Regions from separate parts of the Mus musculus genome. Here region 1 is linked to region 2. The links are chromatin contacts, found by Hi-C in ENCODE. All regions are on one chromosome and are shown on one strand. The core of a region is the stretch at or near the end of the contact, and the rest is flanking DNA. Distances in the headings are between cores, read along the strand shown. Region 1 has its middle 120 kb from the start of Cyp26a1. Region 2 holds the start of Cep55 (centrosomal protein 55).

The links. Hi-C counts contacts between places; a loop is a spot of excess contacts on that map.
Region 1: a map of v-Abl transformed pro-B cells shows a loop between it and region 2 (2.5-fold over the local background). The contact joins the enhancer-like site here to the promoter of Cep55 in region 2. A Hi-C loop is called at or near these places in 1 of 37 maps with a recorded cell type or tissue (v-Abl transformed pro-B cells).

The regions. Positions count from the first base shown.
Region 1 is chr19:37,810,010-37,815,874 of GRCm38, forward strand. No RefSeq gene overlaps it. Among named protein-coding and RNA genes, the nearest start is that of Cyp26a1, 120 kb to the left of the region's middle. Within about 2 kb of position 4,591, at least 2 of the 3 ENCODE cell types and tissues checked have a DNase peak (open chromatin) inside an H3K27ac peak, as active enhancers do.
Region 2 is chr19:38,053,201-38,058,892 of GRCm38, forward strand. It overlaps Cep55 (centrosomal protein 55), which reads left to right and starts at 1,841. Exons shown (of 10, transcript NM_001164362.2): 1 at 1,841-2,117; 2 at 4,210-4,366; 3 at 4,589-4,783. The coding sequence starts at 4,601.

The DNA of each region.
Region 1 (5,865 bases), core at 3,341-5,840, 240 kb before region 2:
GCTGATTTTAAAATGTGTTTTTCAAATACTTTGACAGGCTTTCTTTGAAAAGGTCGAGTTCATTCCCCAGCTTGAATGCTGGCCACAGATGACTTATTTCTAACAAGCACGGTGTGGCAGAAGTCATCGTTTGTGGCTTCTTAGACCAGCGGTTCTCGACCTTCCTAATCTGCGACACATTAATACAGTTCCTCATATTGTGGTGACTCCCCCCCCCAACCATAAAATTATTTTGTCGCTACTTCATAACTGTAATGTTGCTACTGTTGCCGGTCATAATGTAAATATCTGACATAGGACCCAAAGGGGCCATGACCCACAGGTTGAGAACCATTGTCTTAGCTCCTCATGAAAAGAATGCACATCTCTCATTTTTAAAATTCTTACTCTGGGAAGGGCCAGCTGCCATGTCCTGAGGACACTAAAGCAGCCTTGTGACATTCATGAGGAGAAGAACTGAGGTTCCTGTCAACAATCAACCATGTGACTGAGCTGCTGTGGAATCAGATCCACCAGCCTTCAAGCCTTCAGAGGACGCAGCCCCAGATAGCACCTGATTGTGACTTTATGAAAGACCCCAAGTCAGAATGGCTTACTGAGCTGTCCCCCACCTGCAAACCTCCATCCATAGGAACATGAGAGAATAACAAATGGTTATTACTACTTTAAAACACACAGTCTTGGGGACATGCTATGTAACAAATAATATAGACAGATAAATACAACATGTGCTTTGTTAGAACCGGAGCCCAAAGCTTGGACAGTGTCAAGAGTCTGGGAGGAGGTATGGGATGACAATGTTACGCTTTTGCTTGGCTGTTGGGTGGCTACAGAGAGAACTGTGTCTGACTGGGACTGTGCTGGCAATGAGCCCATCTTTATTAGCTTACTAAAAAATAGATTTGATATCTAAGGAAACACAAAGGGATACACAGGAGGAAGAAGTGCCGGTCGTGTGCCTTCTACCACCAGCTAGGTCACAAGAACAGCATAGACTCAAAATTTCTCTTTTTGACTCCAACACATCTACCATACTATACTCTTAACCCACCTTTCCACGTGGTAGGTCTCGTGGTATTGCTCCTGAAATAGCCACTCCTCCAAAGTACTGTCTGGAGATCCTAGTCACCACCTCTTACTGTGGGGGCTTCCGTTTTCCATTCTGATCATTCAGTAGACTCCACCTGGGGGATGGGGATAAACCTGCTTTCCCACCAGCCTCTCTCCTATAGGGAAGGGTTCATGACCTGGAGCTGTGTTATATATGAACATGCATTCCTTAGTACTCTTTAGGAGGCAAATTATTGACACATTTGTACTCCCTGTGTGTGGGTGGGTATGCATGTGCTGTGGAGGCCAAAGCCACTTCTGATAGCATCCTTGATCACTTTTCACTTTTCTTAATTAACAGTTAATTAATGAATTAACTAACTTTTCAGACGAGGTCACACTGTGTAGCCCCTGGCTGGCCTGGAATTTACTATGTCGACTAGGCTGGTCTTGAAATTGCGGTAATGTTCCTAACTCTGTCTCCTGAGTGCTGGGATTAAAGGCACACACCCTGATTCCTCAAATCCATCTTCTTGTTTGTTTTTAGTGATTTGTTGTTTTGAGTTATGAGTGTGTGTGTCTGCATTTGGATATGTGCACATGAGTGCAGGTGTCCACAGGGCCAGAGACAGTTGACCCCTCTGGAGCTGGGATTGACAGGTAGTTGTGAGCTCCGCAATGTGGGTGCTGGGAATTGAACTCAGGTGCTCTGGAAGAGCAGCTGGCACTCTCTAGACCCCACCCCCTTAAGTTCTGAGATAGAGTTTCTCACTGAACCTGGAGCTGGTTGGTTTAGCTAGGCCTGCTCTTCACTGAGCTGTAGAGCTCCTCCTGTCTCCACACACACCCCAACACTGGGGCTGCAGGCATGTATTGCTGTACCCGGCTCCTCACTTGGGTGCTGAGGTGCCAAACCCCACATCTCTTGATTACACAACAGGCATTTTACATGCTGAGCTATCTCCCTGCCCCCATATAAATTTGAATTTTTGTAATTACGGTTTTTTAAATCTTTGGCCACTCCATACATTTTCTACAATGAAATTCTAAGTCATTTTGCCTTTCCTTGTGTCCCCTCTTCCCCCTGAGCCCTTCTTTCCAACAAGTCTCCTTCCTACTGTTGCGTCTTTATTTCTGTGTTTCCCATTAAACTTAATCAGGGTTGCTTACCTGGGCATGGGTCAAAGGTTATTTACTGGAACATGGGCAACATGGAAGAAACAAATACCCCTTCCCCAAGATACCATTAACTGTCAACAGTCCCTCAGAGAGGCGTAGGGCTTCATGAACCCTTTCTCTTCCCAGAATGAAATGTTGATGAGCCCAACCTTATGCAGGTCTTGTGTGTACCCATGCAATATCCATGTTATGCCCAGAAGACATCTCTTCACATAAGCATCCTTTTCTCCTAGTTCTTTTGTTCTTTCTGTTTTTCCTTCCTTGATGCTTCTTAGCTCTTGCAAGGTGTAATATACTTGGTTTATTTAGGATCAAATACTCCACTGTCCCTTAAATGTCCTCAGACATTTGACTACTTGTGAGGAGTCTCTGCGTTAACAGCTGGATCCCTGCTGCATGCAATATGAAGCTACTCTGATGCTGGCTGAGAGCAGTGGATGTGTAGTGATATAAATATGTATAAAGAGATGGCATTATACCCATGCAACCATTTTGCAAAGTGTTAGTAATAGATTCCCTTCTCATGCCTCTAATCTCCTCAGCTACCAGCACTTGATCAGATTTGCAGTACTAGGCGTGAGGACTGTGGGGCGGTCCTGGAATCCAATCAAAACACAGCTGGTTTCCTCCATAACCTTTAGCTACTATTCCACCAATGGGCAAATCTTGCTGGGCCAAGAATGATTGTAGTTCACAGCTGTGTAAGACTGTTGATAACTTTTCTCCCTCAGCAGCCTACCTACCACCTTCTGGCACCAGGAAAGTTAGCCAGCAGGAGGATGCTTCTAGCTTGGTTCCAGCTAAGTTTCTCCATGTCCTGGGACCAAAGTATATTCCTTGTCAGCAATAGGGTCTTACTACTGAGTGTCGGTGGGCCACCAAGAGCAATGACAATATCTTGTACTGTTTAAAGGATCTCAAGGGCACCTGTGACCAACAATTTATGAAGCTGTATCCCACACCAGGCACTGGGGTTTTTGTTTAATTACCTGTCTTTAGGTAGGGGCACTATATGCCTCCCCTATACCCACGGAAAGTACTTCCGGTCAAACTAAGCAAAGGTAGGGAAAGTACTTCCGGTCAAACTAAGCAAAGGTAGGGAAAGTACTTCCGGTCAAACTAAGCAAGGGTAGGTTTTTGACTTGTCAAGGAATTCTTACTATATAAGCCAAGCTTCACTGAAGGCTAGAAACCTTCCTAGCTGGGAGAAGGGCTGTCCATTCCTTCAGTGATTCAGTCAGTGACATGTCGCCCTTGCTCCTGTAAACAACCTCCCAACCAAGTTCATGCAAAGAACGTTAATTAATCTCAGCAGGGTTACACACAAAAGAGGGAGACTTCTGTGAGAACTAGCAAGAAGGGCATAAAAGCCCTCACATTTGAATACTCCCCAAGTGCAATCAAGTATCAGTATGAAGGAACAGGGATGGGGATGAGGCTTGTGGCAGAACAGTTGCCTAGTATATCACACTCCACAGAGAAAAGAGGAAGGGAAGGAAGGAAAGAGGGAGCAAGGAGACAGGAGAGAAGACAGCAGAGAGGGAAGGGGGAAAACCAAACTCAGTGTGAGTCTCAGAAGAAACAGCTCATATTCAAGCCTTAGCATAGTATCTGTACAGGCCTGATGCTATGCAGGAATGATACCCCAACCAGTGGTGATGCTGGCCGTGCACCCACAGTTTGAAGACCACTGACTTTAAAACCCCTGTGTGATATTCTATTTCCAAGTGGTTAGGTGGGGAAACCGGGAAAAGAGAGTCCACAGGGTGTCAGCACTAACCATTTGAATGCAAAATAGTGTGAACCAAAGTCTCCACCAGGATCATATTGCCTTCCTCTGAGGGTTTTTCTCCCCTTATCAAACATCTGTATTTTGTGTTTACCAGCAACAAGATCCATGCATCTAAAAGCAAATCAAAGTTCCCCGAGACCCCCCAAGCAAGTGCTGTCTGTGGCCCGTGAGTCAGGGGCTGAATTTCAGAGCAGATGTAACAGGCAGGGTGACAATGGGCTGAGGCTCAATTCTTGCAAACTACTTTGCAGGGGGCTGGGGGTGTAGAGGGATTGCAGTTGGCACACGCCACCCCCCACAGGCACTAACTTTCCTTTTCCTCCTATAGTTTGTTTTGCAGTCTCTCTTAATCCTTAGTCTCTGTGAGAGAGAGAGAGAGAGAGAGAGAGAGAGAGAGAGAGAGAGAGGTGGAAATGAGTTTTCTGTAGTGTTGACTTTCCTTTTGAATCCATGGTGGTGCGGTGATCCCGGGAATGGGTTCTTTCCTCTCCTTTTCCCGTCCTGTGAGTTCTCAAGTAAGTAGCAAATGATTTCGAATGCATGCCAATTGCTGTGGACAGCTGCCAGGGGAGAAGTGAAAATAAACGGGTGACAGGAAGTGTCACAGTTCACAGAAAGGGCAGCGGGGATCCAGCAGAGTGAGCCCGTGACACCTCTGGGTCCGCAAGGCTGAAAGATGTACCCGCCAGACCGGGCAGCCACAAATCTAGTAGTTCATTAAGTAAGGGGAAATGCTCCCAGAAACTGCTCCCGCTTCTAACACCCTTTGTCTCTTAATTTTCAAACTCTGAGTTCATTCCTATGTCAAGCAGGCCTGGCTGAGCCTCTCTACACAGCCTCTTCATTCCTGATGTTCACCCGAGGCCGGTCGATGAGCTTCAACTCTTAAGTGATTTAACAGCCCAAGGCTTCTAGGCTTTATGATACATGATCGGTGAGAACTCAAAAATAGCACCAACACCAGCATGAAGAATGGTGAAAACTGGAGAGACCTGCGTGGAACTCTGCCCAGGGAAGGGGATTACAAGGCTGCAAGGGGGATCTTTGGGGATAAAAATGATATTAAAAGTTAATCAGGAGATAAAATAAGATGTCAGAGCTGAGGTCAAACATATCAGTCAGGCCAGTAAATGTAAATGGCCTTAATTTACATGCATTTCTAAAAAAAAAGGGAAAGAAAAAGAAAGAGAAAGAGAAAAAGAAAGAGAAAGAGAAAGAGAAAGAGAAAAGAAGGGAAGGGAAGGGAAGGGAAGGGAAGAAGGGAAGAAGGGAAGAAGGGAAGAAGGGAAGAAGGGAAGGGAAGGGAAAAGGGAAGGGAAGGGAAAAGGGAAGGGAAGGGAAAAGGGAAGGGAAGGGAAAAGGGAAGGGAAGGGAAGGGAAAAGGGAAGGGAAGGGAAAGGGAAAGGGAAAGGGAAAGGGAAAGGGAAAGGGAAAGGGAAAGGGAAAGGAAAAGGAAAAGGAAAAGGAAAAGGAAAAGGAAAAGGAAAAGGAAAGGAAAGGAAAGGAAAATTTCCAGTCTGGCTGAGAGCAAAATCCATCTGAGTACCAAAGAGGCTACTCTGAAGGCAGAGCTCCTGAGAGAGTAAAAATAGACAACAGGCAAAGATCTTAACATAAATGCAAATTAAAGTTCAAAAACTCAGCTTTCCATCTTGATTTCTGATAAGACAGGGCTGTGACCATACATGTTTGGGTGCACATACCTGTGTACCCATGCATGCAGAGGCCAGAGAGACACATGTGCACATTCGTGCAGAGGCTGGAGAGTATCACATACCTGTGTACCCATGCGTGCAGAGGCCTGAGAGACACATGTGCACATGCAGGCAGAGGCTGGAGAGCAT
Region 2 (5,692 bases), core at 591-3,090:
GGGAATAAAAACATGCATAATACCCCCATTTCTGCATATTCCATACTGCACTCTCCAGAATTAGCTGCCCACTGAAATTTACCTTTTGTCGAACACCTGCTCATTGAAGTTAGCTAAAAACATAGTCCCTCCCCTTCCTCCCTTGTCTCAGGTTATGAGAGGTCAATTTCCTGGAGTTGATGCTTGCCAGAAAAGCTGACCTCAGCAATAACCAGACATTTTAATTTTAATCAACACAAAAGTGTTGAACTGAACACCTCACGGCTCTACATAAAGAAGGTAAGATGTGCAGAACCAGGACACCAGAACAGGCTGCTCTTTGGAACACGGGGTCACCCAGGCTCCACCTGTTTGGGGCCCACATACCCCAAAAAACACCCACATGCCCTGAAAAACAGGGCAAAAGGGAAAGATGGACATTGAAACGCAAAAGCCTGCTTGCCGCCTTCTAGTGTGCCACCTTGTGGTTAATAAGACTATTCCTTTCTCCATCTGTTTCTCCGTTCATACTTCAGGCGGGAGGACTGTGTAAATAGAGAATTCCAGTATCTTGGATTGCCATCTTCCTGCTTTAAACAAATAAAACAAACTGAAATTCCTTACATGGTTTCTCATCCACTAGATTCAGTAACAAATGGATTTGTTGTCTTTTACTTAACAGTGCCTAACTACATTTGTTAAACTCTAGCCCTCGCAGCCACACTACCAGATGGTTATCTGCATCCTGGTATAGATCAGGAAACTGAGGCTCAAGGAAGTGAAATGTTCTCAAGGCCACACATCTATTAAGAGGCATTCAGGATTTTAACCCTTGTACTACATACATTACCTTCATAGGATGCTTTGCTACTGATTTTTTTCGCTGTAAACTTCTGGTATGCCTAGGCTAAGTCTAAGAACGACACGCCATAAGCAATTGTTTGCTTCAAGTTCTCAAGACGCTAATCAAGACCCTGATGTGACCGATAAAGACCAATAAAGACACATCTGCCTGTAGGGCAGCAATCTGGAATCGCTGCTGGGGCTCACAATCTCGGTTTTCAAACTGGGAGTTTATCAGCTCCCTACAGCTTCGTTCCCCATTGCTCCGCCCCTGAGTTTGACAGGGTAAATGAGTGGCCCGCCCGGAAGACTAGGAGGTTGTGCTCTACCTCACAAAGAGAAATTGGTTCCCAAAGAACATAGACCAGTCAGTCCCAGGCGAGGGTCACAGAGCTTGTCCTATGGATAACAGCAGGGTCCGAACACACAGAGAAAAGCAAGCAGGCCCAGATTGAACTGGTCCTCCGACTCTGTCCTTGGCTCCGCCTCCACCACGCCCACACTCCCGCACACCCACACCCACACCCACACCATCACACCCGCCTCATTTCACACCACGTTTCCACAGACACCCTCTATCTTCACAAGGTCCTTCTCTGACCCGGCCGGCACGGATTGTAGCTCCCGTCAGGCTCTATGTCTTGCTCGCCCTTACCTTCCCCACTCTGCCCCTACCCGTCTGCCCGGCTAGTTTCGATCCCCTCCCTCTGATTCCAGAGCCGGTCTTCGCCCCGCCTGCCGTCGGGTTCCAGACCTTGCCCCGCCCCTCCTCTGGCTCTAGACTCCGCCTTTGCCCCGCCCTCAGGCTCCTGGGCCCTCCCTCTCTCCTCCATCCTCAGATTCCAGCCTTCACTCAGATTGCAGGCCCCGCCCTCTCCCGCCTTTCCTCAGATTGCAGACCCCGCCCTCTCCCGCCCGTCCTCTGATTGCAGACCCCGCCCTTCGCCAAGCCGGCAGTGACGTGACCCGCCCTACAGCCGCGGGATTCAAACTCCCGGAAGCGGTGTCCTGGTTGATAAGTGGTCTGCGGCGGCGACGCGAGCGCTGTGTTTGTCTCAGGTAGTGAGTGGTCCCGGCCTCGGCCGGGGAGGGAGGGGAGGACAGCCGGGGCTCGTTAGCCCCTGGGCAGGACTAGACCTCCCGGGAGGAGCGCTGGTGAGCAGATCACGCCGCAGGACTCCGTCTCCCCTGGCTGGAATCGCTGGAACACATGCTGGCTCCCTGAGAGACCCCGCGCTGCGTTCCTGTCGACCGCCGGCCCGCAGGCCATCCTTTCGGCTCCTTTGAACTTGGCGGTATTATCACTTTCTTAACAGAGAGGTTACCGCGAGGCCAGTGACCTGAGCCAGGTCTCTCAGGTCTCCAGTGCGGTCAGCCTTTGCTTAGCAAGCGCTTCTCTTTGCAGTTTTTTATTTTCCTGCCTCTTTCCTGACCCCTCGTAGATTTGGGAGATTTACTGAACGGAAATGCTTCTTTAGACTCCTGACCAGAATGACTTAGGTCCCTTCAGTCGAGTCAGAGATTTCCAAGCAGCTGCCTTTAAGCTCTTGTATGCCCCCCCCCCCAAAAAAAAATCAAAACACAGTTCTTTTGAACAGTTGTTGATTGAAAAAGAAAATGTTGTGAGCAGATAGTACTGACTGCTAGCTTGTGTATGTATGGTGAGTTCTGTGTCCCATATTAAATTTAAGAGAGCACATCCTGAAGGAGATTCCACTAGGACTGGGTAGGGACGTTCCCGAGTAGAAGAACTTTAAAAAAAAAAAAAAAAGAACTTTATGATCGATTGGAATAGAAAATACTGGGAAAGGAAAGACTAGGTGAGAGCAGGATTGAGATGAGGAGGAGTGTGTGCTGGGTCAGCCTAGACAAGAGTCAAGAACACTAAGTTTTTAGGAATCCTCTCCAAAAGTTAGGATGCAAATGTCCTGAGGGTATTTTCAAACTGTTAAGTCCTCCTTCTGACGTCAGCAGAAGCCCAGGGAGAAACGTTTGTGGTAGCAGGTTCCTAAAACACGTTAACTGTGCATTTGCCTCGGCAGATTGTACTAGCAATTTTACTTGGTATTTGTCAAGATAGTGGGCAAAACCAGGTTGAATGCATTAATACAGATTTCGTTCAAGTTTGTTTATGCAGTTCTATTATTTTTAGGCTGATTTTATACAGGACAACCTCACACTCACCGCCCTAAGTAGATTTTCTTGTAGTGGTAGCTTTTATGACTATTAGTATTAATTACAGTTTAAGAATATGTGAATCTCCTTTTCTTTTGTTGTATTGCTGTTGCCTGCTACACTGTTCTGAAAGCTTCCTAGCATCCGAGACTCTATGTTGTTTCTTCTTCTTTCTGTTGCTTTAGCCAGCTTATATCCAGTCCCGATTAGGTTACCTGGTAAAAAGGCTTTGTAGTAATAGTCTGTGATTTGTTTAAACAGTTTTGTGCAGCTAGGCTGCCTTCAGTCTATGCAAATGAGGCTGGCCGTGAACTCCTGCCCATCCTGCCTCTACTTCCTGAGTGCTAGGATTATTAGCCTGTATCACCATAGCTTTGTAGTAACAGTTGAATGAAGGAAGGTCTTATCTTCCTTTCAATTCCATGATCACCTTGCCTTCATTTTTATCTCAGGACATATGAGAAAAATGGTTTTATTAAATCTCTTAATGGAGAGCTATTTTTTACATTATTTATATATACAGTGTATTTTACTACACATCTGCCTGCCTAGAGTTTGTATTCTACATTTGCTTCTAAACTCTCATCTAGTACTATTAGCAGATGTGAAACTTGGCCTAACTTCATTTGCCCATTCATTTCTTTCACCCCCCCCCAATCTCTGAGAATTACACCTCTTTTTCTATAAATGTCTTGTGTTGGATTTTCTCACTTCTTCCTGCCATACGCTCTAAAACGAATAAGATAGAGTTCTGTAGCCTCCCCCAGCCTTGAAGCAGGCTGATTCAGACTTTGCTGCCACTGAATATGAGGTCACCTGGGGTGTAGCCTTCGACTTAGATGGCTATATTATGTCAACTACAGATGCTCTTCTCTGAGACTCTGCTACCTGCTGAGAGAACCTTGAGACATCCCGGAGACACATCCTATCCTGCATGTCGCCTACTTGTCTTGGCTTCATCATTCTTTTCTCAAAGTCTAAGTCTCTTTCAGCCCCACCCTGCCTTCCAGAAATACCCGGTTCATGTAGGCCTCGGGCGACTTACATCAGAGTTCAACTACACATACCTTCTAAAGCAGAGAGCACACGTTGAGTTCATGACTATAAACTCAGAATTAGAGTTTTTATTCTTGAGTATGATATCACCTTGAAAGTGGAAGGCCTGGGGACCCTTCCACTGATTGTAAACCAAAACTTTCTGTTAATTTACAGGTGCCTGTAAACCTATAACCTGGGAGGCTGAAGCAGGAGGCCTGTGAGTTCGGTGCCACCCAAGTTACGTAGTGAGTTCCAGACTCTCCTGGGCTGCCTTGAGAGATCTGTTCGCAAATATCAGCAAAAACAAGTATGCAAATTATATTTCTAGAAGGTAGATATTTCCCTTGTATCTACCACCTAAGAGTTTTAGATTCATAATAACACCCTAAAAAGCTTACTCAATTTTCTTTCCGGACCCCACTGATTTGGATAAATCACTTCTATTTAGAGCAGAGTACATTATAAGGCCTCTGCCAAGCCTGAGATATGAAAATTTAAACTCAGACTTCAAAAGCAGTTGAATTTTTAAAAATCATTTTTTGTATTTTCACAGATCATTGCAACGATGTCTTCAAGAAGTCCCAAAGATTTAATTAAAAGCAAATGGGGATCAAGGCCTAGTAGCTCCAAGTCAGACACTGCATTAGAGAAATTTAAGGGAGAAATTGCAGCCTTTAAAACATCCCTGGATGAAATCACCTCTGGGAAAGGAAAAATGGCCGAAAAAGGCAGAAGCAGACTCTTGGAGGTAAATGGTCCTTGAATCCTTTAAGGTGAATACACTCTAGAAAGCGGTGTGTGTGGCTTTCTGATGCTACAGTCTTCTTCTTCCCGTTGCCCGCGCTTGACCTGATCTCTTTAGGTCTAGAAAGCCGATCTTGAATTTGGAATCTTAAATTCCTGCTTTGATTTTTCTGACCTTTAGACATACTTTAGTTCTTGCTAAATCTCTCTTTTAAAATGCAATTGAGTATGTGTTTTGGGGTTACCAGGCATTAAGTTGTTTCAGAAATAAAGACATGATTAATAGTTTTGTATCTTATATAATATAATGTGCTATGATCTGGTTTTTTTCCCCTCACTTTTAAAAGATTTATTTTTTGTGTATGAGTGTTTTGCCAACATGTATGTGTGCACATCATATGCATGCCTGGCACCTGCAGAGGTCAGGAGAAGGCATAGGGTCCCCTGGAACTGGAGTTTGGGTGATTATTAGCTACCATGTGGGTGCTGGGAATTAAATACGATTCCTTTGCGAAAGCAACAAGTGCTCTTAACTACTGAACCAACAGTCCACTCCCAGACCCTCACATTTTTTGTTGTTTTTGTTTTGTTTTGCTCTTTCAGGTAGGGTCTCATGTAATACAGGTTGGTCTTGAACTTGAACTGAGGATGAGCCTAAATTTCTGATTCCCCTTGCACCCACTTTTAAGTTCTATGATTATGTGTTGTAACATTTATTTCAACATTTCAAATATTGAAAACAAACCAATAAGCTTGGCATTCATCATGTAATTTTTTTGATAATTTATCTTTTAAAAAATATTTATTTACTTATTTTTATTTCATGTGTATTGGTGTTTTGCCTGCATGTATGCCCATGTGAGGGTGTTGGTGTTTTGCCTGCATATATGCACATGTGAGGGTGTTGAGTCTC